Linked DNA regions of Homo sapiens: region 1 is linked to region 2. A link is a contact called in ENCODE Hi-C or POLR2A ChIA-PET data. All regions are on one chromosome and are shown on one strand. The core of a region is the stretch at or near the end of the contact, and the rest is flanking DNA. Distances in the headings are between cores, read along the strand shown. Region 1 overlaps DENND5A (DENN domain containing 5A). Region 2 has its middle 20 kb from the start of IPO7.

What was found. A loop is a pair of places that touch in the nucleus more often than their neighbours do. ChIA-PET counts read pairs that join two places held with the same protein, here RNA polymerase II (POLR2A). Pooled maps may share reads with other maps.
Region 1: a map of cardiac septum shows a loop between it and region 2 (1.8-fold over the local background). The contact joins two enhancer-like sites. A Hi-C loop is called at or near these places in 1 of 168 maps with a recorded cell type or tissue (cardiac septum) and 8 of 50 pooled maps. POLR2A ChIA-PET finds 5 or more read pairs at or near these places in 4 of 52 experiments (GM10248, GM12878, HEK293T and 1 more).

The regions. Positions count from the first base shown.
Region 1 is chr11:9,209,745-9,212,444 of GRCh38, forward strand. All of the region lies in intron 1 of DENND5A (DENN domain containing 5A), which reads right to left. Among named protein-coding and RNA genes, the nearest start is that of DENND5A, 54 kb to the right of the region's middle. Within about 2 kb of position 1,352, at least 2 of the 41 ENCODE cell types and tissues checked have a DNase peak (open chromatin) inside an H3K27ac peak, as active enhancers do; they include GM12878, where a contact is called at or near this core.
Region 2 is chr11:9,363,029-9,365,728 of GRCh38, forward strand. No RefSeq gene overlaps it. Among named protein-coding and RNA genes, the nearest start is that of IPO7, 20 kb to the right of the region's middle. RefSeq lists enhancers at 683-1,882, 1,518-2,219 and a silencer at 1,513-1,692. Within about 2 kb of position 1,448, at least 41 of the 41 ENCODE cell types and tissues checked have a DNase peak (open chromatin) inside an H3K27ac peak, as active enhancers do; they include GM12878, where a contact is called at or near this core.

The DNA.
Region 1 (2,700 bases), core at 102-2,601, 150 kb before region 2:
CACAAACCTAAGATTTTTTTTAGTGAAATGATTCACTCATCATTTACTTAGGGCTGAGTTTTAAGAATAAACAGTAAGGGGCTGGGCACGGTGGCTCATACCTGTAATCCCAGCACTTTGGGAGGCTAAGGTGGGTGGATCACTTGAGGTCAGGAGTTACAAACCAGCCTGGCCAACATGGTGAAACCCCATCTCTACTAAAAAATACAAAAATTAGCCAGGCGTAGTGGCGGACACCTGTAATCCCAGCTAACTGGGAGGCTGAGGCAGGAGAATCACTTGAACCCGGGGGATGGAGGTTGCAGTGAGCTGAGATCACACCATTATACTCCAGCTTGGGTGACACAGCAAGACTCCATCTCAAAAAAAAAAGAGAAGAAACAGTAGGAAAACTTAATCCTCAGAAACACCTACATAGGCCCACCTCCTGAAACCTGTGTATCACAGGTACCTTAAATTCTCAATTATTTAGACCCTTGGAAATTCAAACAATATTAGGAATATGACATCACCAACATGACTGTCCTATTGTCCTAGAAACAACGACTAATTATTTGTTCAACACATATAGATTATACAAACATCAGCAGATCCAGATATAAGATCTAAAGCCCATTTCCAAGAACAATTTCAAAATTAGTCAACTATGTGTGAGTCTATCTTTGTGAATCTGCTTCCAAGGAAGTACAGTTCAAATCAATCATAACAGACTTTTTTTTAAAGCATACATGCCTTACAAGAACTTCTAATAGGTTTTTTATCTGTTCTGTTTTGACCAAGCCAGAAATAAATCGACATTTGTTGTTGTTGTTGTTTTGAGATAAGGTCACACTCTGTTGCCCAGGCTGGGGTGCAGTGGCACAATCACGGCTCACTGCAGCCTCAACCTCCTGAGCTCAGGCTATCCTCCCACCTCAGCCTCCAGAGTAGCTAGGACCACCACGCCCAGCTAATTGTTTAAATTTTTTTGTAGAGTCAGGGTCTAGCTAGGTTGCCCAGGTTGCTCTCAAATTCCTGGGCTTACGCAATCCTCTGACTTCAGCCTCCCTTACAGGCATGCTCCACCACACCCAGTTTAAAGACATTTTTATATCTGGCCTCTTGAAGGTGATAGGGAGGATAATATAAAGATCTGTGAAACTACAATGGGAAAAAATTGATTTTATCAACAGAATATTTTATGTCTAGTTCATACAGATTCTGCTTCCAGTCATGGCAGAGTAGCTCCCTTCAGACCAACTTTCCTGCAGACAAGTATGAGCTTGTCTGGAGAATTAAAAAGCAAGAAGATTCTCAAGTAGGGAAGAAGGTCAGCACTTCAAAGAAGGTAATGATACTGGGTGAGTTTCCCTTTTTTATGGCTTCCAGTCAGGCAAGTACCTGTCTGTCATAAGAGGTGGGTAAAACTCAAAAACTCATAATCTTACTAGCTTAAGAAACCAGAGGGCAAATTTTAAGGCAAACCACAGCAGCTGGGAAGTGAAAGAGGGAGATTCCAGAGAGAACCACAGAAGGGAAGACCCAAAAATCTGTGTACAAACTCTGCCTACAAACCTGGCTGATCCCTGAAACACGCATGCATGGAGAAGACCCCAAGCAGCCAAGTTAAGGGTAAAAGAACTGAACTGAAATTTAAGTTGCCACCCACTACAGGGAAACAGTTAACTTAAAAATAATAACAATAATAATAATAAAATAAAAAAAGAATGCTCTCTGGAGGGAGGTAACAGAATCTAGTTCTTTACAATCCAGAACTGCTCAGCATATAAAGAAACAGGAAAATATGACCCATTCTCAAGAGAAGAGTCAATCAACAGAAACCAACCCTGAGTTTACTCAAATACTGGAATTAGCAAACAAGAATTTTAAAGCAGCTATGATCATAATGAATGAAAAAATAGATCTCAGGCCAGACATGGTGGCTCACTCCTGTAATCCCAGGACTTTGGGAGGCCGAGGCGGGAAGATCACGAGGTCAGGAGTTCGAGACAAGCCTGGCCAATATGGTGAAACCCCGTCTCTACTAAAAATATAAAAATCAGGCGGGTGTGGTGGCGTGTGCCTGTAGTCCCAGTTACTGGGGAGGCTGAGGCAGAAGAATCTCTTGAGGTTGAGGTGGAGATTTCAGTAAGCCAAGATCGTGCCACTGCACTCCACCCTGGGCAACAGAGCAAGACTCCGTCTCAAAAAAAAAAAAAAAAAAAACAGATCTCAACAGAGAACAGACATTACAATGCAGTGGGCTGGCTTAAAAGCAGATTGGAAATGACAGGAGAGATACTGACCTTGAAAAATGAACAACAAAAATTATCCAATCAGAAATACAGACAGAAAAAAGGATTAGGAAAAGAAAGAGCTGGCTGGGCGTGGTAGCTCACACTTATAACCTCAGCACTTTGGGAGGCCAAGGTTGAGAGGACTGCTTGAGGCCAGGAGTTCAAGACCAGCCTAGGTAACACAGCAAGACCCCATCTCTACACAATAAAATGTATAAATTAAAAAAGAAAAGGGCAGCAGGAGAGAGGACCTCAGAGATGTGTGGGGCAACAAGTCTAACATAATATAATTGGAGTTCCAGAAGGAAAATAGAAAGAATGAGGCAGAAAACAATATTTGAAGAATTAATAATCAAAATTTTCCCAAATTTGGTAAAAGACAAAAATTTACAGATTCAAAAAGCTCAATGGACTCCAAGCAGTA
Region 2 (2,700 bases), core at 198-2,697:
CTGCAGCAACAAGGACACTCTGCTATATACAATATCTATCAGAGTGCTGGTAAATGCCTCACAACCATCAAGCCATCTCCCTCCCCCATATATTTATTCCTCTGTGAAGCCTTTCTTCTTCCCCCTCTATTACACTGAGTTGCTCTCTGTCCTGTTCACACTTCGATCAGAGCACTTATTACACAGTATAATGACGACGTGATTATGTATTTATCTCCCCTCACCAGAGCTCTGGAGGGCAGGAATCCGAGTACCACAATACAGGATGCAGAGCAGGCCTAAAATATTTATGGGAAGGATGGGAGCCGGACTATGATGGATCGCTTTAAATACCAGGGAAAGGACTTTCCACTCAAACCAAAATTCAACAGAGTATTAAATTTTCTTGCACAGAGGAATGACTTGCAGAATACAGTGTGCCATAAAAATGCACCCGGTCATTGTGTGAAGTTGGATGGGAATGTGGCAAAACCAGTTAGGAAGTTGCTGAGGTGACTCTGTCCATGGAGAGGAAGAACTACATCTAAAAGGCATTTCAAAGAAAATACAGGCCAGGCACGGTGGCTGTCGCCTGTAATCCCAGCACTTTGGGAGGCCAAGGCAGGCGGATCACGAGGTCAAGAGATCGAGACCATCCTAGCCAATATTGTGAAATCCTGTCTCTACTAAAAATACAAAAATCAGCTGGGCGTGGTGTCGTGCGTCTGTAGTCCCAGCTACTCAGGAGGCTGAGGCAGGAGAATCGCTTGAACCCAGGAGGAACCCAGGAGGGGGAGGTTGCGGTGAGCCGAGATCGCGCCAGCCTCGTGACAGAGGGAGACTCCGTCTCAAAAAAAAAAAAAAAAAAAAAAAGGAAAGAAAGAGAAAATACAAACAAAAGCTGAGATTTGCTGAGTTCCTACCATGTGCTACGCAATGCCAACAACAAGGTGGCATGGAATAATCCTCATGTCTGTTAAGTGGGTGGGGGTAGGAGTGGGGGTAGGAGTAGGGGAGTGTCACACATCTGCAAACGGTAACGTTGAACTTCCAAAGTAGGTCCATCGGGCTCTCAGGACCCGCGGCTGTCCGAGGCCTCAGTTGCCTCAATTAGTCTTAGGCTAACTTCCTCCTTGCGCTGGGGGGTGGGGAATACTTTCCCGTGCGGAGGCCTCAGCTCCTCAATGTACAGAGAAGAGCCTTGCAGGGCCTAAACACTGGAGTTCAGGGATCCTTTATCAAGCTGCCAAACCTTTTCAGGGGCTTGGAAGGACACCTAAGGGCGGAAGCGGGCGCGTTGTGGCCCCCGTGGGGCAGTGGGAAGGCAGCAGGGCCTCGCGGGCGGAGGCCGGAGCGCCGCTGACGCCGGAGCGGAAGCCGCTGAGTCATGGTGGGGGCAGGAATGCAGCGCATTTGGAGAAGGCCCGGGACGCCGGCGGCTCCAGCATTACTGAGCAGTGACTTGGCGTCCGCACCTTCACTGCAGTCGGGAACCACCAGTGACGGCGGTGACCGGAAGAGCTGAGTCACCGCAGGCGACGGCGAGCGACGCCGGCGGGGAGGGGCTGACGCGCCTGGGGCCGCGCGCCTGGGCTCCAGGGCCCCGCGCGTCGCCACGATCCCGACGTTGCAATCCCCGCCAGCTCGGCGGGGGCCGCACGGGGCTGGGTCTCCCGGATCCCGCCCGGGGATTGGAGTCTGAGGCTGAAATTTGAAATCTTGAAGTGGCCCCAAGCCACAAATACTACAGACTGGTTTCAGTGGGAATTAGGACCTTGTGAAAGGAGACAGCAGTGCCCCAAAGACTGGGTAGATTTTGAAGATCAAAGGCACTTGCCTAGGAACAAAAATGATTTGCCTGACTCAGTTCCAAAATGCAGCAAATAATAATTAAAGCGAAACACACACGCACTGTTTTTTTTAAATGCAAGAGCAAAACTTTTAAAATTCCAAAAGAAAATAAATCTTGGTTTCCGAGATGAATTCGTCAAAGGAAAATATCTTGGGGCCCCCATATCACTAAGCTAAAGGGAAAAGTCAAGCTGGGAACTGCGTAGGGAAAACCTGTCTCCCATTCTATTCAAAGTTACCCCTCTGCTCACTAACATAAATGCGTTATCTGATTGCCTCTTTTGGAGGCTGGGTGCGGTGGCTCACACCTGTAATCCCAGCACTTTGGGAAGGAGAGGCGGGCGGATCACTTGAGGTTAGGAGTTCCAGACCAGCCTGGCCAACATAACGAAATCCCGTCTCTACTAAAAATACAAAAATTAGCCGGGCATGCTGGTGGGCGCCTGTAATTCCAGCTACTCGGGAGGCTGAGGCAGGAGAATCGCTTGAACTCGGGAGGCGGAGGTTGCAGTGAGCCGAGCTCAGCCACTACGCTCCAGCCTGAGCAACAGAGCCAGACTCCCTCTCAAAAAATAAGATTAAAAAAAAAAAAGAATCCAGGCTGGGCACGGTGGCTCACGCCTGTAATCCTAACACTTTGGGAGGCCAAGGCGGGTGGATCACCTGAAGTCAGGAGTTCGAGATCAGCCTGGTGAACATGGAGAAACCCCTATCTCTACTAAAAATATATAAATTAGCTGGGCGTGGTGGCGGGCGCCTGTAATCCCAGCTGCTTGGGAGGCTGAGGCAGGAGAATCGCTTGAACCCGGGAGCAGAGGTTGCAGTGAGCCGAAATTGGGCCACTTCTCCCCAGCCTGGGCGAAAGAGGGA